Regions from separate parts of the Homo sapiens genome. Here region 2 is linked to region 1. Evidence: chromatin loops called from intact Hi-C (ENCODE). Cell type or tissue: OCI-LY7. All regions are shown on one strand. Links, peaks and the distances in the headings refer to the core of each region. The heading gives the core; the rest is flanking DNA. Region 1 has its middle 11 kb from the start of CXCR5. Region 2 has its middle 31 kb from the start of DDX6.

The links. A loop is a pair of places that touch in the nucleus more often than their neighbours do. Peaks named below come from ENCODE experiments on the same cell type or tissue, not always from the same donor. Only the 100,000 strongest peaks of a DNase experiment are listed, where the experiment ranks them.
Region 2: a loop joins it to region 1, with 4 times the contacts of the local background. A loop is called at or near these places in 12 of 110 quality-filtered maps.

What each region holds. Positions count from the first base shown.
Region 1 is chr11:118,864,425-118,880,470 of GRCh38, reverse strand. No RefSeq gene overlaps it. Among named protein-coding and RNA genes, the nearest start is that of CXCR5, 11 kb to the left of the region's middle. RefSeq lists enhancers at 7,699-7,888, 9,751-9,830 and silencers at 10,261-10,350, 10,361-10,410. In OCI-LY7, for the core only: CTCF peaks have their summits at 9,568 and 9,768 (motif pointing left); DNase peaks (open chromatin) are centred at 9,550 and 10,200; H3K4me3 peaks cover 1,836 bases; H3K27ac peaks cover 1,922 bases.
Region 2 is chr11:118,814,352-118,830,397 of GRCh38, reverse strand. It overlaps the pseudogene COX7CP3. Among named protein-coding and RNA genes, the nearest start is that of DDX6, 31 kb to the right of the region's middle. RefSeq lists an enhancer at 9,258-9,337. In OCI-LY7, for the core only: no CTCF peak of the experiment used is centred there; DNase peaks (open chromatin) are centred at 9,387 and 9,767; H3K4me3 peaks cover 1,086 bases; H3K27ac peaks cover 1,302 bases.

The DNA of each region.
Region 1 (16,046 bases), core at 8,360-10,859:
GAGAGTGAAGGCTTGGTGTGCCTGGAGAGGGGGACAGGGTGGACAGTGTGGGACATGATGAGAACTGCTTGGAAAAAATGTGTAGAAAGAATTATCTGGCCGGGCGCAGTGGCTCACGCCTGTAATCCCAGCACTTTGGGAGGCTGAGGTGGGTGGATCACGAGGTCAGGAGTTCAAGACCATCCTGGCTAACATGGTGAAACCCCGTCTCTACTAAATATACAAAAAATTAGCCAGGCGTGGTGGTGGGTGCCTGTAGTCCCAGCTACTTGGGAGGTTGAGGCAGGAGAATGGCGTGAACCCGGGAGGCGGAGCTTGCAGTGAGCAGAGATTGCGCCACCACACTCCAGTGCGGGCGACAGAACTACCCGGGCATGGCCGGGTGCAGTGGCTCACACCTGTAATCCCGGCACTTTGGGAGGCTGAGGTGGGCAGATCACGAGGTCAAGGGATTGAGACCATCCTGGCCAACATGGTGAAACGCCGTCTCTACTAAAAATACAAAAATTAGCTGGGTGTGGTGGTGGGCACCTGTAGTCCCAGCTACTCAGGAGGCTGAGGCAGAAGAATCACTTGAACCTGGGAGGCGGAGGTTGTAGTGAGCCGAGATGGCACCACTGCACTCCAGCCTGGTGACAGAGTAAGACTCCGTCTCAAAAAAAAAAAAAAAAAAAGAATTACCTTGTGCCTGGCACATCATGGGCCTTCTGTGTATGGTGGTGTGGCTATGGCAATAATGATGATGAGATAGGGCAGGGGGAGGAGCAAGGAAGTGGTTGGAGCATGTACTGGACAAGGTAGGAGCTGCTCTTATGGCCTTCTCCTCTCCTACTCTTTCCACAGTTCTCTATATTTTCCACATGTGCTGTAGGCCTAGAAAAAGAGTTTTGGGGGAGGCTTAAGACTGCTTCCCAGGTGCTATAGCAGCAGGCTCTGGCCAGTAGTTTCAGCTATGATGGTTTGGGCAGCAGAGAGGTAGCCTACCAGCTTCTCTATGGCTGACTCAGGCGTCACACATTAGACACATCTGTGACTGTCACCTGAAGTCTTTGACTTTTTGGGCCTATTCAGAGATCCCATTCTTCTCTCCAGATGGTGAACACACTACAGCTTCCCAGGGTCTACTTGTGTTAGCCTCTGACCTTTGATAGTCAACTCAGTTTGCCCCCAGTGGTAAATACCTTCTGACCTTGAGGCTTTTTCTTTTTCTTTTTTTTTTTTTTTGAGACAGGATCTCATTTCATCACCCAGGCTGGAGGGCAGTGGTACGATCATGGCTCACTGCAGCCTTGACCTCCTGAGCTCAAGCCATCTTCCTGCCTCAGCCTCCCGAGTTGCTGGGACTACAGGCACATGCCACCTCACCTGGCTAATTTTATGTTTTTTGTCAAGACAGAGTTTCACCATGTTGCCCAGGCTGGCCTTGAACTCCTAGGCTCAACCGATCCGCCTGCCTCAGACTCCCAAAGTGCTGGGATTACAGGCATGAGCCACCATGCCCAGCAACCGTGAGTTCTAATATTGTTTTGAGAAGGCTCAGAGAGTTACTGCCTCTACTAGAAACCATGATCTTACAATCTTCACACACATAAAGTCAGACTAGCTCCCTAGGATAGAGAGGGCAACGCTTAAGCTGCGATCCTTTGCCTTTGAAGAGGAGATGTCAGAGGTTCCATCTGTGTGTGACAATCGGATGGCAGAGGACCCTTCCAGGTCAGGCAGCTCAGGTTTTATTTCAGTGTGCAACTTGTTTATATTTCACCTATGCAGGATCCCAATCCCCACCCCATAGGCAGTCTAATTGAGGCTAAATTGTTTTCTAGCCTTCTCGTCAAAATGACCACTGGAGGCTGAACATGGTAGCTCGCCTCTGTAATCCCAGCATTTTGGGAGGTCAAGGGGGGAGGATCACTTGAGCCCAGGAGTTCGAGACCAGCCTGGGCAACATAGGATACCCCATCTCTACAAAAAATAAAAATATTAGCTGGTGGTGCACACTAGTGCTTCCAGCTACTCAGGAGGTTGAGGTGAGAGGATTGCTTGGGCCCAGGAGGTCGAGGTTGTAGTGAGCTGAGATTGCACCACTGCACTCCAGGCTGGATGACAAAGCAAGATCCTATCTCAGAAAAAAAAAAAAAAAAAAAAAGACAGAAAGACTACTGATACTTCCGCCAAGACTGGGTTTGTGTCTGGTTTAGGCAAGGGTGGCCGCTTACATCAGCTCAGGTGTATTTTTCTCAGTAATTATACTTTACAGTCCATGGATTACATTAAATTTCTATTTGTTCCAGAGATTAGATACAATCACTTGTCTTGGAGTTCATTTTCTATATTCCACAGAAAAAGTAAGCTGTTCCACACAGTTTTGGGGTGCTGCTACAGGGAACGGGCTGGGGTTTCCCCTTCTATTAACCTAGGACTCTCTCCCTCTCTGACATGGCCAGAGACTTTGTTCTCTTCTTTCTCTGGGTCTTTCCCAACAGCTGAGAACAGAGCTCCCAGGTCCCTACCTCATCAGCCTCAGGAAGAGTAGGGTATACCTCTCAGCACTGAAGGAAACTCGCCATAGACTTGCATAGCAGTCACCGGTCTACACAGTCCCATGAAAGTTTAAATTTAATGTTACTTAATCTTTATATTTCACTTAATCTTCACATTTAATTATATGTAGTCCTTGAAGCGGCTTGTGCCGGAGGGATTGGCATCACTCCTGGCCGTATTTTGTGAGGACAAGGAAACAGAGTCTCATTTTCTTGCTCGTGATTGCAGGGAGGGTTCGTTGCAGAGTCAGAGCCTGAAGTCAGCCCTGTAGGCACCAAATCCAGGGCTCCCTCCACAAGACCACACGGCCCGTCTCTCAGAGGCGCCATTTTGCAAAGGACAGGCACTTACCTGGCTGGCTAAGGGGAAAACTATGGCTAAATCCTGCACAGGCTCCTCATCAGGTACTTTCTATGTGCCATGAACTATGATAGGTTTTTCACACATCATTTCTTTTCATTCCCTGAACAGTCTTTGAGTGTTGGGTTTTTTGTTTTGTTTTGTTTTTGAGACGGAGTCTCGCTCTGTCGCCAGGCTGGAATGTGGTGGCACCATCTCGGCTCACTGCAACCTCCGACTCCCTGGTTCAAGCAATTCTCCTGCCTCAGCCTCCCGAGTAGCTGGGATTATAGGCACGTGCCGCCACGCCCAGCTAATTTTTTGTATTTTTAGTAGAGACGGGGTTTCACCATGTTGGCCAGGATGGTCTCGATCTCCTGACCTCAGGTGATCCACCTGCCTTGGTCTCCCAAAGTGCTGGGATCACAGGCATGAGCCACCGCGTCCGGCAAAGTGTTGGGTATTTTTATTACCACACTGCAGATGTGGAAACCAAGCTTCAGACAGTAATGGGAAGTAGCATGAATGTTCACAGCTCACTCAGACAGCAGGGACCCAACACCCCATTACAAGTCAACACAGGAAGTGGGGTGGTAAAGGCTGTCATTGCCGGCAGCCTGCACCCACGCACAGCTCCCCTCTCGTTAGGAAACAGGTAGAGTCCTGCAGGGAGGAAATGGGCTGCAGGTGCTGGGTAGGCACATCAAGGTTACCACAAGGTCATGGGGGCCACAAATGAGCTTGGGAACGTCGGCCTGGGGCAGGTTGTGTGGCCAGGGTTAGAGTGAGTCTGGTGCTTGGATCAGGTGTTTGTATACTGAGTACTGCGGCAGCCAGAGGCGAGATTCTGATGGAGGAGCACCTTGTCTAACAGAGAAGGCAAAACAGACACATCATGCAAGTTGGCATGCTCATATTCACATGCAACTGGGCACATTTTCAAAGAATATGCAAAACTCTACCGTGTTGCTAAGGTAGTGTGGGTGGAGTCAGCAGTGTGGAAGGCACAGGGAATGGGGGAAACGTGCAGCATTCCTTCGCACCTAAGTGCTGTGGGCGCATGCGCTGGGTAGGCTGTAAGGCTGAGTGGGTGACAGAAGAAACGCTGCACTGGAGGCCCAGCATGTCTGCTTCCCAGCAAGGCCGCTCTGAGACCAGACCCTGCCTGCTTGCGCAAAGACACGCCAAACACAGAATGCCAAACAGGCATCCCCAGGGGAGTGCTCCTCACACTTTATGCCTCAGAGTCACCAGGAGGGCTTGTTACCTCCAGGTTGCCAGGCCCCACCACGAGAGTGTCTGATTCGGGAGGTCTGGGGTGGGACCTGATAATGTGCATTTCTAAGAGTGTCCAGGTGACGCTATGCTGCTGGCCTGAGAACTACACTCCTAGAACCACCGCTCTAGGCCACGTAGGACTGGTACACAGCCATATACCAATTGGTAAACTCGTCCCCACACAGCTTGTTTTCCAACCTGGAGCTCCCAACCACCCAGCAGGGCCTTCAGTCCCTCCACACAAAGGGTGCCATAGTTGACGTCTCTCCAGAGCAACACAGCACCTCATACAACCAACACACAATCAACAACAATGACACAGCACCTCATACAACCAGCACACAACCCACAGCAACAACACAGCACCTCATACAACCAGCACACAACCCAAAACAACGACACAGCACCTCATACAACCAGCACACAACCCACAACAGGAAGAACACAGCACCTCATACAACCAGCACACAACCCACAGCAACGACACAGCACCTCATACAACCGGCACACAACCTACAACAACAACACAGCACCTCATACAACCAGCACACAACACACAACAGGAAGAACACAGCACCTCATACAACCGGCACACAACCCACAACAACACAGCACTTCATACAACCAGCACACAACACACAACAGGAAGAACACAGCACCTCATACAACCAGCACACAACCCACAACAACACAGCACTTCATACAACCAGCACACAACAGTTGGTTTTCCCAGAACACCGGCCTCCCTGGGCCCCACCCTGGCACCGTTGAGATTTCTGTGGTGCCTCCCGGGCTCTGACAGGTTGCACCTCTATCTCTCTGGTCGGTCTCAGCTCTACTCTAATAAGTAATGCATGAGCTCTACTAGTTAGCTTTCAGCATGTCATGTAATCCTGTCACTTTGATCATGACCCATAGGAAGAAATATATTTTATATCACAAGCTAGTTGGACATGTGTGATGAACATATACACACAAATACACAGTAAGTTTTGTAAACACTGCTTAGTATGGGTAGCATACTCATATTTTCTACTCTTCCTCCTTCCCTCCTTTCCTCCTTCCTTTCGTTCCCTCTTTCTTTCTCTCACTCTTTCTTTCTTCCCTTTTTTGTAGAGATGGGGTCTCTCTATGTCACCCAGGCTGCAGTGCAGTGGCACAATCATGGCTCACTGCAGCCTCCACCTCCCAGGCTTAAGTGATCCTCCCACCTTAGCCTCCTGAGTAGCTGGGACTACAGGTGTGCATCACCACACCAAACTAACTTTTAAATTTACTGTAGAGATGGGGTCTTGTTATGTTGCTTAGGCTGGTCTGGAACTCCTGGGCTTAAGCCATCCTCCCACCTTGGCCTCACAAAGTGTTGAGATTATAGACGTGAGCCACCATGCCCGACCCTCTTTCTATTTTTAATAGCGGTCAATGAATCACACTGCTTTCATGGGTCCACACATAAGTCACAATCCCCAGTTTGAAAATTACAAATATAACTTCTCTGAGCATTAGTTTCCTAATATGTACAATTGTAAAATACCTGCATGGCCAATTTTGCTATTAAATAATATCTTGTATGTAAAAGCCTTTTTCTTTCCAAATAGAAATCCTCCATAGGTCCAAAGTGCTATCTCTCTCTCTCATACACACACACACACACACACACACACACACACACTCATGCTTTTTTTTTTTTTTTAGAGACAAGGTCTTGCTCTGTCACACAGGCTGGAGTGCAGTGGCATAATTGTCGCTCACTGTAGTCTCAAACTCCTGAACTCAAGTGATCCTTCCACCTCAGCCTCCTGAGCAGCTGGGACTATAAGTGTGTACCATGCCAGGCTAATTTTTAATTTTTTTTTGTAGAGATAAGGTCTTGCTATGTTGCCCAGGCTGGTCTCGAACTCCTGGCCTTAAACTTCCTTCCTCAGCCTCCTAAAGCACGGGGATGTCAGGCATGCACCTCTGCGTCAGGCCCACTCATGCTTTTTAAAGGGAGGTCAAAAAGGAAGGAACTTCAGGCAGGACTTTGAGGGAAGGAGGTCCGCAGGCGGTAAATGCACATCTTGGGGAAGGGATGGTGAGCAGTTTGTCTGGACTGGAGCAGAGGAAGATGTGGGAGAAGGCAATGAGGGTGGATACTGAGAGGCCCAGAGAGCCTGTCTGGGCATTTGGATGGCAGAGGGGGCAACTGAGACACATGGCAGGGACTTCAGCAACAGAACTTCACGATGAAGCTGGTGGTGTTTAAGGTGTTTTCATTCCTTTCTTTTCTTTTCTTTTTTCTTTCTTTCTTTCTTCTTTCTTTCCTTTTCTTTCTTTCTTTTCCTTTCTCTTTCTTTCTTTTCTTTCTTTCTCTTTCTTTCTTTCTCTTCCTTTCTTTCTTTCTCTTTTTTTTTTTTGATGGAGTCTCGCTCTCCTCACCCAGGTTAGAGTGCAGTGGCAAGATCTTGGCTCACTGTAACCTCTGCCTCCTGGGTTCAAGCGATTCCCCTGCCTCAGTCTCCCGAGTAGCTGGGACTACAGGTGGGCTAACATGCCTGGCTAATTTTTGTATTTTTTTTTAGTGGAGATGGGGTTTCACCATGTTGGCCAGGCTAGTCTCGAACTCCTGACCTCAGGTGATCCATCGTCCTCGGCCTCCCAAAGTGCTGGGATAACAGGTGTGAGACACCACACCCGGCTAAGGTGTATTCATCTCAACTTCCAAAAAACAGGTATGAATGGCTTACCAAATGCCAGGCTTCAGCAGTGGACAAGACAGACTGGCCTAACAAAAGTCTCTTGCGAGGATGGTCGTGGGTCCTCAAATAACTCACCAGTTTATCGTTAGTATTCCTTAAACCCCCACAACATTACAGGCTCTGAACCAGGTGCTGGCAGAGTGATGAGAAACAAAATGAAGCATGGCTTCCACTCTGCGGTAGCTTATACCCTGGTGAGGAGGGAGGCATTAGACCCATAAACTACGTGCTTAGTAATAATAATAACTTATAATATCATTAGAAAATGTGAAAGTGCTATGAAGAAAAAGAACAGGGTGCTAAGAGAGCAAATAACAACGTGAACTCAATCTCTGTAAACTAATAACCATGACTGTAATGCTCCCAGATTAATTTACAGTTTATGAAGCCCTCTCCCATTCTTGGTCTCATAAGGGCCTCATCCCAGCCTGTGGAGACAGGCAAGCAGGCGTTCTTGGCCTATGTTATTTCTGAGAAAACTAAGTAAGAGTCTATAGGTCTCATGCATCATATAAGTCTACCCAGTTAGTGAGGAACCCCAGCTAGTTCTGACTCAGGGCCCAGAGCTCTGTCCTCCAGGGAGAAAGAGATGAGCCGGCCCTGAGCAGGGCAGCTAGCCTGCTTGTTCTAGAGGAGAAGCTCAAGACATCAAATGGTGAAAGGTTCATCTTCCCCATGTTCAGTCTGGACGGAGCCTCGCAGTGAGGCTAGTGTGAAGAACTGTGGTCAGCAACGCGGAGCTTAGAGGCTTGGCCTTGGGTGGCCCAGAGTGGGGCAGGCAGGACAGAGTGACCTTGAAAACAAAGGAGCAGGAAACGCCGAAGAAAAAAGATGCTGAAGCGGCATCATCAAAGGCGGCCGTGGAACTAACTCAGCAGTGAAAGTGAGCCAGGCCCAAGGCAGAGGTGATGGGCCAACGAAACTCCTCACCGCATTCACCGTCGCAATTGGAGACATGATTGAGGCCGGCCCACCTGCCGCATCTGCACCTTGATCACGGAGCTCCTCCGAGAGAGGTTTCCAAATGACTCGGCCCTGCTGCCCCAGGAAGGAAGCCTTCGGGGCTGCAAGGTGGGGGCCACTGGGTGGGGGCCAGGCACCTGAGAGTAATTGATGACACAGCAGTAGGGGACAGGGCTGCTGACACAGTGGGACCGGCGCTGGAGGTGGCAGAGATGGAGCAGCCACCTGGCCTTACCTACCCAAGGGGGACAATGGGAAATCCCGCCAACGGCTCTTGTGAACAGAGAAGCAAGTGCCAACCCTGGTGCCACAGTTTATGTCCTCTGTAACCTGGCCCCAATTCCCCGCTTTTGTTTCCCAGATATAAATATTTATAGAATGTCAGCCGGGCGCGGTGGCTCATGCTTGTAATCCCAGCACTTTGGGAGGCCGAGGTGGGCGGATCACGAGGTCAAGAGATCGAGACCAGCCTGGCCAACATGGTGAAACCCCCGTCTCTACTAAAAATACAATAATTAGCCAGGCATGGTGGTGCATGCCTGTAGTCCCAGCTACTCAGGAGGCTGAGGCAGGAGAATTGCTTGAACCCAGGAGGCAGAGATTGCAGTGAGCCGAGATCGCGCCACTGCACTCCAGCCTGGGTGACAGAGCGAGACTCCGTCTCAAAAAAAAAAAAAAAAAATTTTATAGATTGTCTACTGTTTTTTCCCAAATTTATTTCTTGGTTCCCCCATTGGGGGTGCACTGTCCTCCAGCCAGTTGAACCCCAGTAGCGTTCCCTCTTTTTGGTGCCCTCCACCCCCTCTGCTTAAAGATTTCTCCAGTTCCTGGGAATTCGGGCGCGGCCCTTTCCCATAATATTCCTCTGGATTGACCGAAAAGCCTAAATTACTCCTCAAGGGCCCATTCTCAGGTGCCCCTTTTCTCGTACAAAGAGACTCCTGCTAAATTCAAGGTTAAACCGTTGCGCCCCGGCCACCCACAACGCAAAGGTGAGATCGGGCACCCTTAACCTGTATTTTTTGAACCCTGGCAGCCCCAACGCTGATAAGTGATACTCTAATTTCCGCACTAAGCCCATATCACAGCCTTTGGGTGACAAAGCCATTTATGATTCTTCCTTCCTCCCCTTTCCTCAAGAGCTTTGCACCCCACAGGAGTACAATAACTGTGTTTGACAGACTGGCTGAATGAATGAAGAGGGAGTGAGGTTGGAGCCAGTGGAGGGTGGGGTGGGAAATCTGGGGTGGGTCTGAGTTTGGCTCTCCTGGGTGTTTTTCTGTGGCCTGCCTGTGGTGCTCATTCTCATCAGGAGAAGCAGAGGAGCTTTGGATCTCAGCTTGGATATCAGTAGCTGTGTGACAGTGGCCAGTCTCTCTTCTTCGCCCTGTGTAAATGGCACAACCCATCTCAAAGGTTATTGTGAGGATCAATGCGTGATCAATACACGAAAACACTCAGTGCCTATTAGGTGCTCAGTAAAGTTTGTTGATGAATTACACAAGTGACAGTAATTTTTTAGTCTCTTTTTTGAGGTTGGGGTGGGGGTGGGGTGGCCATCTACCCTACTCTTCCTTTCAGTACTGACATCTGTGACCTTGTCAGGTCTTTCCTACTAGATTATAACCCTGCACAGTGCCAGGAACGCAGGGCAGCGCGAGCAGTCAACAGAGGTTTGGTGAATGGATGGATGAGCACATGTGTGATATGTAAATCAGTAGTCTCTGGAGTGTAACATCCTACTTCCGATTAAGCAAGGTGCTCTGGAAACTACAGGAGCATAAGTGGCTGCTGTTGCTGTTGTTCTGCCTCTGGACAAGAGGAATTCATGTCTTCTGGGTGGTGATCCAGCTCCACGATCCTCCAGGGTCCCCTGCTGGCTACTGTGGGGGTGCTGCTGGGAGAGAGGCTCAGCTTGTCGGTGAGGGCAGTCGCTCTTTGCTGCAGGCTGACCCAGAAAACAAACTGGTGCTTCTTGCCCCTCCCAGGCCTGTGGTGGGGAGGAGAAAGCCGCAGGGCACTGAGCCCTATGAACCAGTCCAGTGTCCAGAAAAGGGACGATGGCCAGGCTTCAGGGCTGTGGAACTCGCTGTTCTGGAGGCTGAACCCGGGTCAGCTGCAGAGGGGACTCCTTGGGCTGGGCAGTGGGGAAAGAGAGCAGCCAGGGAAGTGCCCAGGGACAGGAAAGAAGGGGCCCCAAGCTGGCCTCAGCAGCTTTCTGTGCACGCAGTTTCTTCTCTGAGGTAAGCAGTTTGAGCTCATCATAGAGAAGGTCTCAGAAATGAACAGTGCCACAAAAGTCTTGTGAAAGGCTTGTCTGTCATCTGAGGCTAGTGCACAGTGACGCGGTGTGTGGGGTGTGCCCTTGAGAGAAACCGGCTGTGCTGCTGCCCAGCAGCCACTGAGCTGGAGGAATTTGCCGTCAGAAGACCCTAGGGAGGCCGCAGTCTCTCTCCGGCCTGTTTCTCTCCAGGCAAACTAAACCTGTGGGTAACTTGCTTCCAGAGGGCTGTTCCACTCTTTCCTCTCCAAGCTGGAGGTCTCTGGTGGGGGTTTCCTACAGCCCTGCTAAAGGCAGAGAGAAGCGGCGAGGGTGTTCTCTTTGCCCCGTCCACGTACAAAACAGGCCAAGGCTTTGGGCTGTGTGACCTGGAGCCATGTCTCAGAGGGCGCTGGGAGCTCTCCAGGCCTTTCTCCAGCCCCCACATTTGTGTTTAGCTGGAGGCAACCTGAGCCTGCGCGGGAAAGTAAACAGTTTCGTTGTTTGGGAAGCTTTTATTAATAGTTACAGATTACACTTTCTTTAAAGGCTTTAAAGAAAACAAGGTGTAATCTGTAACCAATTTTTTTTTTTTTTGAGACAGAGTCTCACTCTGTTGCCCAAGCTGGAGTGCAGTGGCGCCATCCCGGTTCAAGCAATTCTTTTGCGTCGGCCTCGCAGGTAGCTGGGATTACAGGTGCCCGCCACCATGCCTGGCTAATTTTTTTGTATTTTTAGTAGATACAGGGTTTCACCATGTTGGTCAGGCTGGTCTCAAACTCCTGACATCAAGTGATCCACCCGACTCGGCCTCCCAAAGTGCTGGGATTACAGGCATGAGCCACTGTGCCTGGCTTGTAACTGTTAATGAAAGCTTCTTCCAGCATTAAAAAAAAATCTAATTACATAATATTTTTAAGTTAAAATATTTTTAAATTTAATAATTGTTATTATTATTTTTTTTTTTGAGATAGAGTTTCGCTCTTGTTGCCCAGGCTGGAGTGCAATGGCACGATCTCGGCTCACTGCAGCCTCCGCCTCCCCAGTTCAAGCGATTCTCCTGCCTCAGCCTCCCCAGTAGCTGGGATTACAGGCATGTGCCACTACACCCAACTAATTTTGTATTTTTAGTAGAGATGGGGTTTCTCCATGTTGGTCAGGCTGGTCTCAAACTCCCGATCTCAGGTGATCGGCCCGCCTCGGCCTCCTAAAGTGCTGGGAATACAGGTGTGAACCACCTCGCCTGGCCTAAATTAAAAAATAATATTTACCCATTGTTTTTGTAAATGACTTTGCAGTAGAAGCCCTTTGGTGGGGACTGTTCTATGCACTATACAAAAGATAAAGTTGGCCAGGTGTGGTGGCTCACTTCTATAATCCCAGCACTTTAGCAAGACAAGGCAGGAGGATTACTTGAGCCCAGGAATTTGAGACCAGCTTGGGCAACATAGGAAGACCGGTCTCTACTAAAAAAAGAAACCAAACAAACAAATTAGCTGGGCATAGTGACGCACACCTGTAGTCCCAGCCAGCTACTTGTGAGGCTGAGGTGGGACAATTGCTTGAGCCCAGGTGTTCAAGACTGCAGTGAGCCCTGATTGTGACAGAGTGAAGCATGAAAAAAAATTGTAAAAAAAGGAAAATGTATAGTTTTGCTTTCTTTCTTTTTTTTTTTTTTTTTGAGACAAGTTTTGCTCTGTCACCAGGCTAGAGTCCAGTGGCGAGATCTCGGCTCACTGTGACCTCTGCCTCCCAGGTTTAAGGGATTCTCCTCCTCAGCCTCCAGAGTAGGTAGGTCTACAAATGCGTGTCACCATGCCCAGCTAATTTTTTTTTTTTTTTTTTTTTTTTTTAGTAAAGACAGGGTTTCACCATGTTGGCCAGGATGGTCTCAATCTCTTGACCTCATGATCTGCCTGCCTTGGTCTCCCAAACTGCTGGGATTACAGGCATGAGCCACCACACCTGGCCAGTTTTGCTTTCTTTTTCTTTCTTTTTTTGAGATGGAATCTCTCTCTGTCACCCAGGCTGGAGTGCAGTGGTACGATCTCAGCTCACTGCAACCTCCGCCTACCAGGTTCAAGCAATTCTCCTGCCTCAGCCTCCCAAGTAGTTGGGATTACAGGCTTACGCCACCACGCCCAGCTAATTTTATGTATTTTTAAGTAGAGATGGGGTTTCACCATGTTTGCCAGGCTAGTCTTGAACTCCTGACCTCAAGTGATCCACCCACCTTGGCCTCCCAAAGTGCTAGGATTATAGGCGTGAGCCACTGTGCCCAGCCTGCTTTCTTTTTATATGAAGGATATATTATTCATATTTCAGTAAGTTAACATTTTATTTTATTTTAGAATCAACATTACATATAATTGGAAAATAGTGGGGAAAATCAGTCATAATGTTGTGATGGGAACTAATATAACTTTGTCCATCATCTTTTTTCTTTATTATATATATATATGTAGATATATAGTTTTTTTTTTTTTTGAGACAGGGTCTCACTCTGTCACCCAGGCTGGAGTGCAGTGGCATGATCATAGCTCAGTGCAGCCTTGAACTCCTGAGCTCAAGTGATCCTCCTACAAAATTATCCCAAGTAAACTAAATAAGAAGGCTTTCCAGCTGGGCGTGGTGGCTCACACCTGTAACCCCAGCACTTTGGGAGGCCAAGGCGGGCGGATCACCTGAGGTCGGGAGTTTGAGACCAGCCCTACCAACATGGAGAAACCCCGTCTCTACTAAAAATACAAAATTAGCTGGGCCTGGTGGCGCATGCCTGCTATCCCAGCTACTTGGGAGGTTGAGGGAGGAGAATCACTTAAACCTGGGAGACGGAGGTTGCGGTAAGCCGAGATCGTGCCATTGCCCTGCAGCCTGGGCTTTCCATGAACTGGGCAATTGTTGGAAACCAAGTGGATGTGGGTTGCTAGCTGATTCCAATATGTGCCTAGAATTAGAATATTGATCCGGATTTTTACATTACTCATCCCTCTTGTTTCATCTGAGCTGCAGTCAGAGATCACTGATTGGTTCACAGCAATAAGCAGGTGAGTCTAAATTGCAGAAAACAAGCTCAAAAACAACTGATAAGACTAGAATCTAGTAACAGGTGTACCACAGTTACTGAAACATATTTTTTTTTCTCCAGTCTCCCGTTTTTACTAAAGAAAAATCACGGTAAGACCAATTTGCTTTATTATATTCAGTCTGATCATTTGTATAAAGTGCAGCAAGAATAATTATTTTTCACATAGGATTTTTATAATTGACTTTGATGGAACTTTCTTCCATAAAAAGAATCTCAGATAATACCTTTTTAAAAGCCAAGCCTAGCCATGGGTTTGTACTGTCAAACACCTATAGGAGTTGCATAAATTCCTTTCCTCTTGAGGTCCCGAGATAACTTGGGGCTCCTGGGCCTGTCAGAAAGTGACATTCTTTATTTACCACAGGTCAGAAACCCTGTATAAGGACTGTGCAGACAAGGCACATGGCCAGTTTTCCCAAGGGGCTTTATTGCCTCTATAAGTCAAGTTTGATTCCTTAAAGGAAAGCGCATCATTCCATTCAAAGCCTTGGTAAAATAACCAGTTTCTCCAATTGTGTCCTGTTGCAAAAGAAAATGTTCTTATTGCACTTATGCAAATAACCATATTGCCATAAGTTAAGAATACTCACAAATAGTGTCCAAATTCTGACAAAATCAGAAAGAAAAACAAATATGCTCCAAATTTTGTTCACAGGTGTTTACTCAATTGTTAGAAGCTGTCAATAGCTCAAAATAAAAGTTTTCTTGACTCCAAAGTCAGCCAATTAGTGCTGAAGTCTATTTCCTTTGGGTTGGGGTCTCCCCAGTATAATCCCCTCATGGTTAGCCAGGAAGACGTTACTGGAAAGGGGTCCCAATCCAGACCTCAAGAGAGGGTTCTTGGACCTCGCACAAGAAATAATTTAGAGCAAGTCCATAGAGTAAAGTGAAAGAAGTTTATTAAGAAAGTAAAGGAATAGGCTGAGTGCGGTGGCTCACACCTGTAATTCCAGCACTTTGGGAGGCTGAGGCTGGTGGGTCATTTGAGGTCAGGAGTTTGAGACTAGCCTGGCCAACATGGTGAAACCCTGTCTCTACCAAAAATACAAAAATTAGCCAGGCGTGGTGGCAGGCACCTGTAATCTCAGCTACTCTGGAGGCTGAGGCAGGAGAATCTCTTGAACTCAGGAGGTGGAGGTTGCAGTGAGCCAAGATTGCAGCACTGCAATCCAGCCTGGGTGACAGAGCAAGACTCTGTCTTGAAAAAAAAAAGAAAGTAAAGGAATAAAAGAATGGCTACTTCATAGGCAGAGTAGGCAGAGCTACATTTTCATTTAGCATGTTCTTAAAAATATTGTTTGGAGGTTTTCAGCACGAAATGTCAATGTTTAAAATTTCTGCCTCTTACTGTTTCCAAAATGTCAAGATAATAATTAGAGTTAACATGTATTTATTATATTTAATGAACAATTATTATGAAGAACCTACTATGTGCCAGGTTGTGGTCTAGGCTCTGAGGACATAGCAGTGAAAAAAACAGAAAGGATTCCTATCTTCAAGTCTTCATGGAGCTTACTTTCTAGTGGGGAAAGACAGACAATAAACAAAATAAATAAGTAAATTAAATAATACATTAGTTAGATTGGCTGGGCGCCATGGCTCATGCCTATAATCACAGCACTTTGGGTGGCTGAGGTGGGCAGATCACTTGGGTTCAGGATTCGAGACCAGCCTGGACAACACGGCAAGACCCTGCCACTAAAAAAAATTATAAAAATTAGCCAGGCTTGGTGGCGTGCACCTGTAGTCCCAGCTACTCAGGAGGCTGAGGTGGGAGGACGACTTGAGCCCAAAAGGTGGAGGTTGCAGTGAGCCAAAATCACGCCACTACACTCCAGCCTGGGCAACAGAGTGATACCCTGTCTCCAAAAAAATAAAGAAAGAAAGAATACGTTGGTTAAATAGTATATAGATGGGGCACATGTGTTTTTTTAAAAAGGTGACCCAGAAACAGAGGATAGAGAGGGCTGGAACTGTCAGGAAAGACCTAACATTTCCAAGGGGACTTTTTGGGTTTTTTTTGATCAGGGTCTCACTCCATTGCCCAGGCTGGAGTGCAGCAGCACAGTCTCAGCTTGCTGCAGCCTCAACTTACCGGGCTCAAGTGATCCTCCCACCTCATACTCCTGAGTAGCTGAGACTACAGCCATGCACCAGCATGCCCAGTTAATTTTTGTATTTTTTGTAGAGACAGGGTTTCATCATGTTGCCCAGGCTGGTCTCGAACCCTTGGGTTCAAGTGATCCTTCCACCTCGTCCTCCCAAAGTGCTGGGATTACAAGCATGAACCACTGCACCTGGCCCAGGGGGACTTTTAAGTGAAGACCTGAAGGTGTTAAGAACATGAGCCATGAGGATATCTTGGTGTAAAAGTGTTCCAGGCAGAACAATGAGCAAGTATGAAGATTCTCAGGGGCGGGAACTTGCAAGGAGGCAAGTAAGCAAAGGGTTGTGTAAAGATGACAGCAGAGAAGTTGAGGCCAGAGTATGGAAGACCTTATAGGCTCTGGCAGAGACTTTGGCTTTTACTCTAAATTGGGAAGTATTGAAGGGTTCGGGGCAGGAGTAACATAATGCAACTTCTGTATAAATAGGCTCACTCTGGATGCTATGTTGAGTAGAGACCATAGGAGAGTATACTTGGAAGCAGGGAAACCAAGAACCTGTTTCATTAATCCAACTAAGAGGCGATTGTGACTTGGACCAGTGCAGTTACGGTGCAGTGCTGAGAAAGGGTATTCCAAGTATCTTTTAAGTATCTTTTGAAGGTAAAGCCAAGGCCTTTGGATGGATGGATGGATGACTCCGAGGACTTTGGCCTGAGCAACTAAAGGAGGGA
Region 2 (16,046 bases), core at 8,231-10,730, 50 kb after region 1:
TATCATTTAAAGAATACACATACTTGGCTGGGCGCGGTGGCTCATGCCTGTAATCCCAGCACGTTGGGAGGCCGAGGCAGGTGGATCACGAGGTCAGGAGATCAAGACCATCCTGGCTAACATGGTGAAACCCTGTCTCTACTAAAAATACAAAAAATTAGCCGGGCGTGGTGGCAGGTGCCTGCAGTCCCAGATACTTGGGAGGCTGAGGCAGGAGAATGGCGTGAACCCGGGAGGCGGAGCTTGCAGTGAGCAGAGATCTCACCACTGCACTCCAGCCTGAGCGACAGAGTGAGACTCCGTCTCAAAGAAAAAAAAAAGAATACACATATTCAAGTGTACAATTCAATCTTTTTTTTTTTTTTTTTTTTTTTGAGACAGAGTCTTTCTTGTTGCCCAGACTGGAGCACAATGGCGTGATCACAGCTCACTGAAACCTCCGCCTCCCAGATTCAAGTGATTCTCCCACCTCAGCCTCCCAAGTAGCTGGGACTACAGGCACCCACCATCATGCCCGGCTAATTTTTGTGTTTTTAGTAGAGACGGGGTTTCACCATGTTGGCCAGGCTGGTCTTGAACTGCTGACCTCAGGTGATCCACCCGCCTCAGCCTCCCAAAGTGCTGGGATTACAGGCATGAGCCACTGCACCCAGCGATCATTAACTTTTTTTTTTTTTTGAGGCAGTGTCTCACTCTGTCGCCCAGGCTGGAGTGCAGTGGCAAGATCTCAGCTCACTGCAACCTCCACATCCTGGTTCAAGCAATTCTCCCACCTCAGCTTCCTGAGTAGTTGGGGCTTCAGGTGTGCACCATCACACCTGGCTAATTTTTTTGTATTTTTTGGTAGAGACAGGATTTCGCCATTTTGGTCAGGCTGGTCTTGAACTCCTCAGGTGATCTGACCTCCTCAGCCTCCCAAAGTGTTGGGATTACAGGTGTGAGCCACCGTGCTAGACCTCAATCTTTTTTAGTATATTTACAAGCCTGTGGAACCATCACTACCATCTAATTTTAGAACATTTTCATACTCCATTAGCAGTCAATCCTAAACACTTTTGAAGTGTTTAAAGGACAGTGTCTTTTTATTTTTTATTTTTTTTTGAGACAGAGTCTCACTCTGTCACCCAGGCTGGAGTGCAGTGGCACGATCTCGGCTCACTGCAAGCTCTGCCTCCCGGGTTCATGCCGTTCTGCTGCCTCATTCTCCAGAGTAGCTGGGACTACAGGTGCCTGCCAGCACGTCTGGCTAATTTTTTGTATTTTTAGTAGAGACAGGGTTTCACCATGTTAGCCAGGATGGTCGCAATCTCCTGACCTTGTGATCTGCCCGCCTCAGCCTCCCAAAGTGCTGGGATTACAGGCGTGAGCCACCGCGACCGGCCTAAAGGACAGTGTTCTTTATTACAGTCTTTAGTTGTTTCTCTTTTTAGTCTAAAGAGGGCTTCGCCCTCCTGAGAATTGCTCCTATGACTGGTACACACATGCTCTGCTATTTGTCTTTGAACTTGCCCTTCTGTTTTCTTTCTTTATTTTCTTTTTGATTTATTTATTTATTTTATTATTATTTTTTGAGACACAGTCTCGCTCTGTCACCCAGGCTGGAGTGTAGTGGTGCAATCTTGGCTCACCGCAACCTTCGCCTCCTGGGCTCAAGTGATCCTCCCACCTCAGCCTCCCACATAGCTGGGATTACAGGCGCATGCCACCACACTTGGCTAATTTTTGTATTCTTAGTAGAGATGGGGTTTCACCATGTTGGCCAGGCTGGTCTCCAACTCCCGACCTCAGATGATCTGCCTGCCTTGGCCTCCCAAAGTGCTGGGATTACAGGAGTAAACCACCGTGCCTAGCCCTTCTTTTTGATTAAAAAAATTGTTTTGTTTGTTTGTTTGTTTTTTAGTAGAGACAAGGTTTCACCATGTTGCCCAGCTGGTCTCAAACTCCTGGGCTTAAGTGATCTGCCTGCCTTGGCCTCCCAAAGTATTAAAAAAAATTTTTTTATAGCGATGGGGTCTTCATATGTTGCCCAGGCTGTTCTCAAAGTCTCAAGTGATCCTCCCATCTTAGCCTCCAAAAATGCCGGGATTACAGGAATGAGCCACCATGCCAGGCCTGCCCTTCTGTTTTCTTCTTTTTTACTATATATTTTTTCAATTTATTTATTTATTTAAAAAATGTAGAGACAGGGTGTCACTCTGTCGCCCAGGCTAGTGCTATAGACGTGTGCCACCACACCCAGCTAAATTTTTTGTATTCTTTATAGAGACAGGCCATGTTTCCCAGGCTAGTCTCAAACTCCTGGACTCAAGTGATCTGCCTGCCTCGACCTCCCAAAGTGCTGGGATTACAGGTATGAGCCACTGCGCCCAGCCGTGAGCCACCTGTTTTCTCTTTGCCCTTAGGACCATAGTGGATGGTCATAGTGGGTGTTGTCTCCACAATATCCATTTCACTCTCCCTCAACTGTGTAGCAGCATGTACAGTTGGAGCTCCAACTGCTGGGGAAGGAGGTTTTGACTGTACCACACCTAAAGTCTTTATTTCCTCTATACTTTTCAGTTAAATGAGCCAATACATTTCCTTTATTCTTTAAGTCCATTTGTGGTGTGTTTTTGTTAAATTGATACAGCATCCTACTTAGGAGTCATTCATTTGTTTTTTTTGTTTATTTGTTTTTGTTTTTGTTTTTTGAGACAGAGTAAGACTCTGTCTCCCAGGCTGGCATGCAGTGGCATGGTCTTGGCTCACTGCAACCTCCACCTCCCAGGTTCAAGCAATTCTCCTGACTCAGCCTCCCGAGTAGCTGGGACTATAGGCACGTGCCACCACACCTGGCTAAGTTTTTGTATTTTTAGTAGAGACAGGGTTTCGCCATGTTGGCCAGGATGGTCTCGATCTCTTGACCTTGTGATCCGCCTGCCTTGGCCTCCCAAAGTGCTGGGATTACAGGCAGAAGCCACCACGTCTGGCCTCATTTGTTATTTTTTAACAGCTTTATTGAGACGTAGTTTACATACCATGCAATGTACCCATTTAAAGTACACATACAGGCTGGGTGTGGTGGCTCATGCCTATAATCCCGCACTTTGAGAGGCGGAAGTGGGGCAATCACTTGAGCCCTGGAGTTGGAGACCAGACTGTGCAACACAGAGAGACCTCATTTCTTAACAAAATTAGCCAGGTATGGTGGCGCATGCCTGTGTCTCAGCTACTTGGGAGGCTGAGGTGGGAGAATCCCTTGGGTCCAGGAGGTTGAAGCTTCAGTGAGTTGTGATGGTACCACTGCACTCCAGCCTGTATGTGCCTGGGTGACAAAGTGAGACCCTGTCACAAAACAAAACAAAATAAAACAAAAACAAAACAAAACAACAAACAAACAAGAAAATCCCAAACAACCCAAGATGGGGTACATACAAAACGGTTTTTTAGTTTATTTACAGAGCTGTGCAACCACGGAAGCAGGCAGATCACTTGAGCCCAGAAGTTTGAGACCAGCCTGGGCAACATGATGAAACATTGTCTCTACCAAAAAAATCACTACAATTAATTTTAGGATATTTTCCTCACCCCAAAAAGGAGCCCTATACTCATTAGCAGTCACTTTCCATTTCTACCCATGTTGAGCTCCTGACTTCCAGAACTGTAAGATAATAAAGTGGTATTGGGTTAAGCCACTACATTTGTTACGGCAGCAATATTTATATATCTTCTTTGCAGAAATTTCTATTCAAATCTTTCCCCATTTTTTTTTCTTTCTTTTCTTTCTTTCTTTCTTTCTTTTTTTTTTTTTTGAGACGGAGTTTCGCTCTTGTTGCTCAGGCTGGAGTGGAATGGTGAGCTCGGATCACCACAACCTCTGCCTCCTGGGTTCAAGCGACTCTCCTACCTCAGCCTCCCAACGAGCTGGGATTACGGGCATGTGCCACCACGCCCAGCCAATTTTGTAGCTTTAGTAGAGATAGGGTTTCACCATGTTGGTCAGGGTGGTCTCAAACTCCCAACCTCAGGTGATCCACCCGCCTTGGCCTCCCAAAGGGCTGGGATTACAGGCCTGAGTCACTGAGACCGGACTTTTGCCCATTTTTCAATTGGATCATTTATCTTTTTATTGTTGAGTTGTTAGAGCTCTTTATTTATTTTGGATACAAGTCCCTTATCAGATATATGGTTTGCAAATATTTTCTCATATTCTGTGAGTTTTTTCACTTTCTTGTTTCTGTCTTTTGAAGCACAAAAGTATTTAATTTTGATGATGTCCAATTTATTTTTGTTGTTGTTTGGGTTTTTGGTGTCATATCTAAGAAGACTTTCTCTGACTTAAGATCATAAAGATTTACTCTCGTTTTCTTCTAAAAATTTCATAGTTTTAGCTTTTACATTTAGGTCTATGATCCACTTTAGTTAGTTTTTGTATGTGGTGTAAAGAAGGGGTCCAACTTTCTTCTTTTGCATGTAGATATCCAGTTGTCCCAGCACAATTTATTGAAAAGATGATTTTTTTCCTCACTGAATTGTCTGAGCACCCTTTTTGAAAATCAATTGACCATAAAGCTAACAGTTTATTTCTGAACTTTCTGGTCTGTTCCATACAGTACCATACAGACTTGATTACTGTAGCTGCTCATGATTTTTCAATAAAATTTAAAACATTTTTAAAAATTTTGCCAGGCATGGTGGCTCATGCCTATAATCTCAGTACTTTGGGAGGTTGAGGCGGGAAGATCATTTGAGGTCAGGAGTTCAAGACCAGCCCAACCAACATGGTGAAACCTCCTCTCTACTAAAAATACAAAAATTACCTGAGCGCAGTGGTGTGCACCTGTAATCCCAGCTACTAGGGAGGCTGAGGCAGGAGAATTGTTTGAGCCCCAGGAGGCAGAGTTTGCAGTGAGCCGAGATTGTGCCACTGCACTCCAGCCTGGGCGACAAAGTGAGACTCTGTCTCACAGATAAATAAATAATTTAAATTTTTTGTAGAGATAGAGTCTCACTATGCTACCCAGGCCCGTTTCAAACTCCTGAGCTCAAGCAATCCTCCTGCCTCGACCTCCTAAAGTGCTGAGATTATAGGCATGAGCCACTGCATCCTGCCTAAATACAATTTTTATTCTAAAGACAGTATATTATTATTACAGATAAATAAGAGGAAAAGGGAAGAAGAAAAAAATTACCAATTATTTCAAGACAACCATTGTTAACGAATTAATATGTTTTATCCCTTTCTTGTTTCTACGTTTTATTTTTTAACATAACTGAGATTAGAATGTACAGTCAGCTCTTTGTAACTGTGAGTTCTGCATCCTGGGATTCAACCAACTACAGATTGAAAATATTTGAAAAAGGAAAGGATGGCTGCATTTGTACTGAACATGCACAGGTTTTTTTGTCCTGTCATTATTTCCTAAACAATACAGTAAAACTACTATTCACATAGCATTTACATTGCATTAGGTATTATAAGTAACCTAGAGATGATTTAAAGTATATGGGAGGATGTCAGTAGGTTGCATGCAAATACTACATTATTTTATATTAGGAACTTGTGGCCAGGCACAGTGGCTCACGCCTGTAATACCAGCACTTTGGGAGACCGAGGCGGGGGGATCACCTGAGGTCAGCAGTTTGAGACCATCCTGGCCAACATGGTGAAACCCATCTCTACCAAAAATACAAAAATTAGCTGGGTGTGGTGGTACCTGCCTGTAATCCCAGCTACTCAGGAGGCTGAAGCAGGAGAATCGCTTGAACCCAGGAGGCAGAGGTTGCAGTGAGCCGAGATCGTGCCACTGCACTCCAGCCTGGGCGACAAGAGTGAAACTCTGTCTCAAAAAAAAAAAAAGCAACAACATAAAAAGAAGGAACTTGTATATTGTGGATTTTGGTATCTGTGGGGACAGGGGGAGTCCTAGAACCAATCTTCCACAGCTACTGAGGGATGACTGCAAATACAATTTTGTATTTTGCACCTTTTAATTAACATTGTAATAGGCCAGGCGCAGTGGCCCACAACACTTTGGGAGACCCAGGTGGGTGGATCACATGAGGCCAGGAGTTCGAGACCAGCTTGGCTAACATGGCAAAAACCCATCTCTACTAAAAATATTAAAAAATTAGCTGGGTGTGCTGGCACACACCTGTAATCCCAGTAGGGAGGCTGAGGCACAAGAATCATTTGAACTGGGGAGGCCAAGATTGCACCACTGCACCCCAGCCTGGATTGTAAAAAAAGCATTTTCTCGTGGTACTAGAAAACTTAACAAAGCATCTTTTTTTTTTTTTTTTTTTTGAGGTGCAGTCTCGCTCTGTCACCAGGCTGGAGTACAGTGGCGCGATCTCGGCTCACTGCAAGCTCCACCTCCCGGGTTCACGCCATTCTCCTGCCTCAGCCTCCCGAGTAGCTGGGACTGCAGGCACCCGCCACCACACCTGGCTAATTTTTTTTTATTTTTAGTAGAGACGGGGTTTCACCATGTTAGCCAGGATGGTCTCAATCTCCTGACCTCATGATCTGCCCGCCTCGGCCTCCCAAAGTACTGGGATTACAGGTGTGAGCCACCGCACCTGGCCCACAAAGCATCTTTCCCAACAGTTGCATTAGTGTTCTACTGTGAGAATATATTATCATTTATTTAACCAGTCTCATATTTTTTGATACTTAAGTTATTCCCATTTTTTCTTATAAATAACGCTGCATCATTGTGAATAAATTTGTGTTATGTTCTGGATAACTTTCTTAGGATAATTTAACAGGAATATGATTGATACGCATCACCAGATGGTTTCCCTAAAAGTGGCATCAATTTAGCCCACCACTAGCAGGGCATAAAGACAGCCACCACACTGCATGCTTGCCAATACTGGGTATTTTCTCACCACCCCCAACCCTTTTTTTTTTTTTTTTTTGAGATGGAGTCTTGCTCTGTTGCCCAGGCTGGAGCACAGTGGTGCAATCTCGGCTCACTGCAAACTTCGCCTCCCAGGTTCACGCAATTCTCTGCCTCAGCCTCCCAAGTAGCTGGGATTACAGGTGCCTGCCACCATGCCCAGCTAATTTTTTGTATTTTTAGTAGAGACGGAGTTTCACCACTTTGGCCAGGCTGGTCTCGAACTCCTGACCTCATGATCCACCCACCTTGGCCTCCCAAAGTGCTGGAATTATAGGCATGAGCCACTGCGCCAGGCCACACATTTTTAACTTTTGCAAATTTTATAGATGAAACGGTACCTGGTTCTTAAAATTTGCATTTCTTTTGTTATTAGTGAAGTTGAACATTTTCCCACGTGTCTTTTAGCCCAATATATTTCCTCTTTTGTGAACTGTTCAACTTCATTTATCTTTCAGCTGGGTCCTTGATCAATTTTGACTACTTTCCTTGGACCCTACCTTTCCTATCACTTCCCAACTCTTAACACATGGGAGTAATTCACTCAGAACATAAAGAAAGGAGCTTTCTAAATAATGAGAATATTTAAAAATATATAGACATCTGAAAAGGGACTTTTCTTCAGAAAGTGTAGAGATGAACAAATGGGGTCAGAGGAAATCTACCACCTCTGACAGGAATATTAGCCCTCTCTGACCTGCTCCAGCAGCCAGAAAAGTTGACAAATGTAGCCCTTCCTGGGCAAAGCACTTGAGAATTTCTGTATTTAAAAATCTCCAATTCTGGCTGGGCACGGTGGCTCACACCTGTAATCCCAGCACTTTGGGAGGCCAAGACAGGAAGATTACTTGTGTCCAGGAATTCAAGACCAGTCTGGACAACATGGCAAAGCCCTGTCTCTACAAAATATAAAAATATTAGCCGAGCATACTGGTGCATACCTGTGGTCCCAGCTACTCAGGAGGCTGAGGTAGGAGGATCGCTTGAGCCCAGGAGGTTGATGCTACAGTGAGCTGTGACTGTGCCACAGCACTCAGTCTGGGCAGCAGTGAGACCTTGTCACACACACACACACACACACACACACACACACACACACACAAACACAAAAAAACCCCTCTGAGTTCAAGTTCCCCATGTCTTACATATAATCTTGAATATCAGCTCCTCAGGATGATGATAAAGATCTAAGCGGTCTTGTATTTGGAAAAGACAAGAGAAGGAGGGGCCACTGTAAACGGGGAATGAGAAGCCATTATCTATTTATGTCCAAGGCTAAATTGATTGACTGATTTTTCATGTCATGAGTTTATTCACAAACATATCTAGTATGCTACATGAGTTCAAGAGTTTGATCCATTTTTCAAAGGGATTGCATCTCTTGAAACACTCTTCATGTCTGTTCAATGGATAAACTAAAACATTCTTATTTCTTAAGCAGTTGGTGTTTTACTTTAAAGAAGGGTGCCGCAGATCCCGATCCCAGTACAAAGTCATCATAATTAGTAACTGCCACGTGTTTTTCATTGAAAATGGCAAATTCTTCCCTGGGCCCTCCGCATAGTGGCTCCTGCAGACCACAGATGTTGTCAACCATCTAATGCTCCGTCCCCACATGGAGCTCTTGGAAGCTCCACCAAAGTTGCAGAGACCCAAGCCAGAAGCAATGGCGGCACCAAACCCACTTGTTCATACCAAGTCCTCCTTTGCTCAGGACCTTGTTCCCCTGTGTCTGAAAGAGTAAATGTAAACGGTATTAACACAGGTATGGGGTAGATATGAACAAGGACTAGCCAACTTTCAGGAGTTTGAACTTCTACACAGACAATTGTAAAGATCTATGTAGGACTCCTCAGTTATTTTGTAGGAAGAAATTGATAATTCCTTGATAATTGATAATGCCTTTTTTTTTTTTTGAGATGGAGTCCCACTCTGTTGCCCAGGCTGGAGGGCAGTGGCACGATCTCGGCTCCCTGCAACCTCTGCCTCCTGGGTTCAAGCAATTCTCCTGCCTCAGCCTCCCGAGTAGCTGGGAATACAGGTGCGTGCCACCACACCCGGCTAATTTTTTGTATTTTTAGTAGAGACGGAGTTTCACCACGTTGGCCAGGCTGGTCTTGAACTCCTGACCTTGGATGATTCACCTGCCTCAGCCTCCTAAAGGGCTGGGGTTACAGGCATGAGCCACTGCGCCTGGCCAATATCCTCTATCTTTAATAAGCATGTCCAAGCAAGAATGGGATGGCTAACTAATCTGAATTCCAGCCAGTCCATGGAAGGTGATGTAAGGTGAAAAAATATGATTTCACAGGGCCAGGCATCATCACATCACCGAGCTACTTGTGAATTAGATAAGCCTATTCGCATGAGGGGACTCTGAGCATGAGTGGGAATCCCACAAAAGTCAAGCTACAAGGTTGAAGGTAGAGGGGGAATACCAAACCGGAACCTGACATTTCATACTGCTTCCCTGACAGGTCCTTTCAAAGAAACAAGAACTGAAATGCAGGCTTAACTGGCATGCAAAACAGGCAGCTATTTCAGTCTGAATCATGAGCAGGGGCCACAGTGGGCTATCTGAAACTGAGGGGCAAAGGAAATCTGCACACCAAGGCCTGAGCTGCTTATGACAAATAATTGAAACTGTCCAGGCAACTGGTCCATTCCAAGCATTAGCTGTGCTGGGAGCTGAGCCATGAAGCAGAATTTTAGATTTTCTTTCTTGCTAGAGCCGTGCAACAATGATCCTTCCCCTCCACCCCTCCCCTCTTCCCCAATATTCCTGCATTCCCCTTGCCTGTCACAGGACTGCGGGGCAGTGGCCTCTTAGCATGGCTTTCCTTTGACTGCGGTGTTGCCACGTCACCTGGTGCTCGGCCCCTCCCCCGCCCTGGCACAGGGTCATAACAGCCTGCAGTGTTGCCAAGGAGCTGGCACCGTCCAGACCCAGTGCACAGGGATGGGCCTGAGATGGCCGGCCACGTCATCTGTCACCCAGGGTGTTTATGCACCCTGCAGTCCAGCAATGCCAGGATCTGCCAAGAATCTTCAGGTTTATTATGCTTTCTTTGGCCTTCAAGAACTGGATGGCTGGCCAGGCGCGGTGGCTCATGCCTGTAATCGCAGCACTTTGGGAGGCCGAGATGGGTGGATCACAAGTTCAGGAGTTTGAGACCAGCCTGGCCAATATAGTGAAACCCTGTCTCTACTAAAAAAACCACAAAAATTAGCCGGGTGTGGTAGTGGGCGCCTGTAGTCCCAGCTACTCAGGAGACTGAGGCAGGAGAATCGCTTGAACCCAGGAGGCGGAGGTTGCAGTGAGCTGAGATCGCGCCATTCTACTCCAGCCTGGGCAACAGAGTGAGACTCCATCTCAAAATAAAATAAAATAAATAAATAAAATAAAAAGCCTGGATGGCTATCATTAAAACAAGTCACAGAAAGCTCTGATGGAAATAATTTTCAGACTTCCCTCTTGAAATATACCTTTTCTGCCTTTTTCCTGCCAATTCATTTTCCTCTCTCCCTCATCTCCCCTTCTGAAAAGGCTTCCTTCACCCTAAGACCTACTCACGCAGGCTCCTAGTCCTCTGTTCCGTACATCAGAAAGGAAGTTTTCTTTCAAGGCCCAGCCGCCTCCTAATCAGGGAAGCTGAAGGAGTGCTTAGAGAAGGTAAATACATTGTGATATTATCTTAAGTTATATAAATGTCTTCGGTACCTAGTCGGCACCAAATGTATTTAGCTTAATTGAAATCAGATGCAAAAATACATGTCCTTGAGAGCCAAAGAAAATTTAATTTTTAAATTATTTATGCACACATAATTCTTAAAATCTCAGGCTCTAGACAGACCTAAGTTTAAATTGAGGCTTTAACAATTACTGGTTGTGACCTTTAACAACTCACCTCATTTCTCTGAACTGCCTCATTTATAAAATGAAGATTATAATAACAAGCCCCTTAGGGCTTTGAGAGGATTAAATGTGATACTCTATGTAAATGAGCCATTTATTCACACTTGTAAACAGTTAAGCCACATGCATCATTCTGAGTGTGTGTACATATTCTTTCATAAATTATCTCTTTTTTTTTTTTTTTTTTGAGACAGGGTCTCGCTCTGTCGCCCAGGCTAATCACAGCTTACTGTAGCCTTGACTTCTCAGGCTCAAGAAATCATCCCGCTTCAGCCTCATGAATAGCTGGGAAGTGCAGGTGCATGACACCATGCATGGCTAAATTTTTTATTTTTAATGGAAATGAGGTCTCACCATGTTGCCCAGGCTGGTCTCAAACTCCTGGCCTCAAGTGATCCTCCCAACTCGGCCTCCCAAAGTGCTGGGATTACAGGCTTGAGCCACCGTGCTTGGCCTATGTCTACTGTTTGACCAGGATCTCTATAAGGGCAGTGCCAGGCTGACTGTCTGAGGGAGTGGGGTTGTCCAGCCTATTGATCCTCCATGTATAATCCCAAGAGAGCTCCAATATAGTCTCATGGTATTTGGGGTAGACTCAGGAGAAAGGCCTGGATCATTGAATTTGAGACACAGCATAATGAACCAACTATGCTACATCAGGTCATGATAGATAGTTGCTAAGTTTTAGGAAACTGATTCATTTATTTATTCATTCATTTATCCAAACATTTATTGAGCATCTGTTATGTCTGAGGCTATAATGTTGAAGAATGTACAAGGTCCCTTTCCTCTTAAGCTTACAGTTTAATTGTTTAACCTAAATAAATAATGAGGCAATTTAATTCATATTTGTTGGAAAACAATTCAGTTCAACTATGTAAAGGAACACTGTGTTTTATTAAAACAGAATTAGAACCCCCAAAGCTTAGCTCTTGAAAGAGAATATCTTACAGGAAGAACTGGCTGGCCAAACAGTCCTGAATCTGTCCCAGTTTCCTCCTCCCTCAGGTTTCCTGTGTCTTTGCTGTTCTTTTTCCATCCCTTTGGTCTAAGCATAGATTTTTAAACTTTTGTTTGTAGATGAAATGAGTTGGAGTCCTCAACAAAATATTTTGCTAAATATAAGGGAAAACAAAAGAACATTTTTGAAAGCAGTATGAAACAATGGTATGACTTTAGAAAATTGTTTGGCCGTATTAAAACTGACCATAATCATATACTATTTATATTTGTAAGTCAAATATTAATATTAATATTATTTTTATTATAATATATTTTAATATATTATAATGTATTTTAATATATTTTTATTAAAATATATAACATTTGTAAGTCAAAAAGAGACAATCATATTTTTTGTTTGTTTGTTTTTTGAGAGAGAGTCTAGCTCTGTCACCTGGGCTGGAGTGCAGTGGCACTATCTCGGCTCACCGCAACCTCCACCTCCCGGGTTCAAGTCATCCACCTGCCTCAGCCTCCTGAGTAGCTGGGATTACAAGCATGCACCATCATGCCCGGCTAATTTTTGTATTTTTAGTGGAGACGGGGTTTCACCATGTTGGCCAGGCTGGTCTCGAACGCCTGGCCTCAAGTGATCCACCCACCTCGGCCTCCCAGAATGCTGGGATTACAGGCGTGAGCCACCGCGCCCGGCCATTGGAGACAATCTCTATCTCCACATGCAATAGAATGGATAAACTAGGTTATTTCACTCAATGGAACAGCACAACAAGAATGAACAAACTACAACTACATGCGACAAATGTGTGAATCTTACCAACATAATGTTGAGCAAAAGAAGTCAGAAAGGAAAATATACCGTATAATTTTATCTAAAGTTCTAAAATAGTTAAAACTAATCTATGGTGTTTGAAGTCAAGATGGTTTTTTGTTTGTTTGTTTGTTTGTTTGTTTGTTTGTTTTGAGAGAGTTTCACTCTGTCACCCAGGCTGGAGTGCAATGGTGTGATCTTGGCTCGTGGCAACCTCTGCCTCCTGGGTTCAAGCGATTGTCCTGCCTCAGCCTCCTGAGTAGCTGGGACTACCAGCGCGTGCCACCAGGCTCAGCTAATTTTTTTGTGTTTTTAGTAGAGACGGGGTTTCACTGTGTTAGCAGGATGGTCTTGATCTCCTAACCTCGTGATCCGCCCGCCTCCGCCTCCCAAAATGCTGGGATTACAGCCATGAGCCACCACGCCCGGCCCAAGATGGTTTTATCTATCTCCCAACTGAGGGATTTTTCAGTCTCCAGAAGATTGGTAGAATTATGGTGAGTATTTATATCCAGTGAATAAGCATATCTTTTGGGTAAGATCCCAGCTCCTATATTTAAAGTGTCTGTGTTCTCAATATAAATCAAATAATAAAATAATACTTCAACAAAACAATAATTATTGCATTAATACAGTAAATTCTCCCCCTTTACAATAGAAGCTCCATGGGAGCTGGGATTTTGTCTTAATCACTGCTTTATTTTATTTTTATTTTACTCATGGGTGCCATAGGACACCTAGAACACACAGCACCTAGAACAGTCCTTGGCACATAATAGGCACTGAATAAAAATTTCTTGGATGAGATAACTATATTCAAACAGAACAGCATAGCACAGAGGATAACAGTATGTGTTCTGGAACCAGATTGCTTTGGTTCAAATCCCAACTCTGCCACTTTCTAGCTATGAGACACTGGACATGTTATGTAATCTATCCATGCCTCAGTTTCCTCATCTGTAAAACAGAGAGACTACTAGTATATTCCTCTTAGGGTTGCTGTGAGGTTTAAGGAACACTTGTAAAGATAACGTATGGAATTATTTGATGACTACCATGACAAAAGAGGGCTTGCCCTACCTCTTAGAAACATAGGAAATTTGGTGTCTTCTGACCATCTGTGTGACATACAATAGAATAAATCATTTTAAAAGCTAATACACATTAAATAAATGAAATGAAGAAAACTTTAAAATTATTAAAATTGAAGAGTCCAGCAAGATTTTCTGTAAGTGAAGACAAGCTTATTCTAAAATTTATACAGAAAGTCGAAGGAGCTAGAATAGCTAAAACAATTTGGAAACAGAAGAATAATCTGGAAGCAATCATTCTGTCTGATGTTAAGATTTACTGTATTGCTACAGACTCACTGTAAAGATATAGTAATTTAAACAGTATGGAGTAGTGACAGATACACAGGTCAATGGAACAAGCCAGAAATTGATTTTTGACAAAGGAGCAAAAGCAATTCAATGGAGGAAGAATAGTCTTTTCAATGAATAGCCCTGTAGAAATTGGACATCCATAGGCAAAAGAAAAAAAAAAAGAACCTTGACCTAAATGTCACTTTTTTTTTTTTTTGAGACAGAGTTTTGCTTTTGTTGCCCAGGCTGGAGTACAGTGGTGAAATCTTGGCTCACTGCAACCTCCACCTCTTGGGTTCCAGTGATTCTCCTGCTTTAGCCTCCTGAGTAGCTGGGATTACAGGTGCACACCACCATGCCCGGCTAATTTTTTGTATTTTTAGAGGAGATGGGGTTTCACCATGTTGACCAGGCTGGTTTTGAACTTAGCTTAAGCGATCCATCCACCCACCTCAGACTCCCAAAGTGCTGGGATTACAGGCGTGAGCCACTGCACCCGGCCTAAACTTCACATCTTACACAAAAATTAATTCAAAATGGATTGTGAATTTATATACAGCATGTGAAAAAAGTTAATCACTGTATGATTCCATTTCTGTGACATTCTTTTTTAAAAATTTTAATTTGATTTAACTTAATTTGGCCAGGCACGGTGGCTCACGCCTATAATCCCAGCACTTTGGGAGTCTGAGGTGGGTGGATCGCTTAAGCTAAGTTCGAGACCAGCCTGGTCAACATGGTGAAACCCAGAGTATACAAAAAGTACAAAAATTAGCTGGGCAGGATAGCATGCACCTGTATTCCCAGCTACTCGGGAGGCTGGGGCGGATCACTTGATCCCAGGAAGTTGAGGCTGCAGTGAGGCAAGATGGCACCACTGCACTCCAGCCTGGGCAACAGAGTGAGACCGTCTCAACAAAAATAATTATTTTTATTCATTTATTTATTTTTGGAGACAGAGTCTCGCTTTGTCACCCAGGCTAGAGTGCAGTGGCACTATCTCGACTCACTGTAGCCTCTGCTTCCCGGGTTCAAGCGATTCTCATGCCTCAGCCTCCTGAGTAGCTGGGATTACAAGGGCATGCCACCACGTCCTGCTAATTTTTCGTATTTTTAGTAGAGACGAGGTTTTGCCATGTTGACCAGGCTGGTCTTGAACTCCTGAGCTCAGGCAATTTGCCTGCCTTGGCCTCCCAAAGTGCTAGGATTACAGGCGTGAGCCACCTTGCCCAGCCCTGATTTTTTTTAACTTAATTTTATTTTTTGTAGGGATGGGGTCTCCTTATGTTGCTCAGGCTGGCCTTGATAAACATTATTCTCTTTTAAGTTATTATCATTATTATTATAACAGGAGAACCATTCAGCCACACACTGCCTGACATAGAGTAGGCAATCCATACATATTTGCTGAATGAATAAATTATAGGTACAGGGAAAAGATGGAAGAGTGATAGATTTTCTTTTTTTTTCTTTTTCTTTTTGTCTTTTTCTGAGACAGGGTCTCATTCTGTCACCCAAGCTGGAGTTCAGTGGCATGATCTTAGTTCATTGCAGTCTCCACCTTGCTGGCTCAAGTGATCCTCCCATCTTAGCCTCTTGAGTATCTGGGATCACAGGTGCACACCAACATGCCTGGCTAATTTTTGTATTTTTTGTAGAGGTGGGGTTTTCCCATGTTGTCCAGGCTGGTATCAAACTCCTGGGCTCAAGCAATTTTCCCGCCTGGGCCTCCCAAAGTGCTGGGATTACAGGTGTGAGCCACCCTGCCAGGTTGAACTTATGTTCTAATGAGGGAAACAGACTTAAGGCCTTATGGCTTTGAGCTGAGGTTTTGAGGATAAGCAGATGAAGAAGGATGAAGAATATACTGGGAAATGAGAATATAAAGATTAATTGAGGCTGGCCATGGTGGCTCACGCCTATAATCCCAGCACTTTGGGAGGCCAAGGCAGGAGGATTGCTTGAGCCCAGGAGTTCAAGACCAGCCTGGGCAACACAGTGAGACTCTGTCTCAAAAAATACAAAAATTAGCCAGGCATGGTGGTGTGCACCTGTGGTCCCAGCTACCCAGGAGGCTGAGTGGGGAGGATCACCTGAGCCTGCGGAGGTCA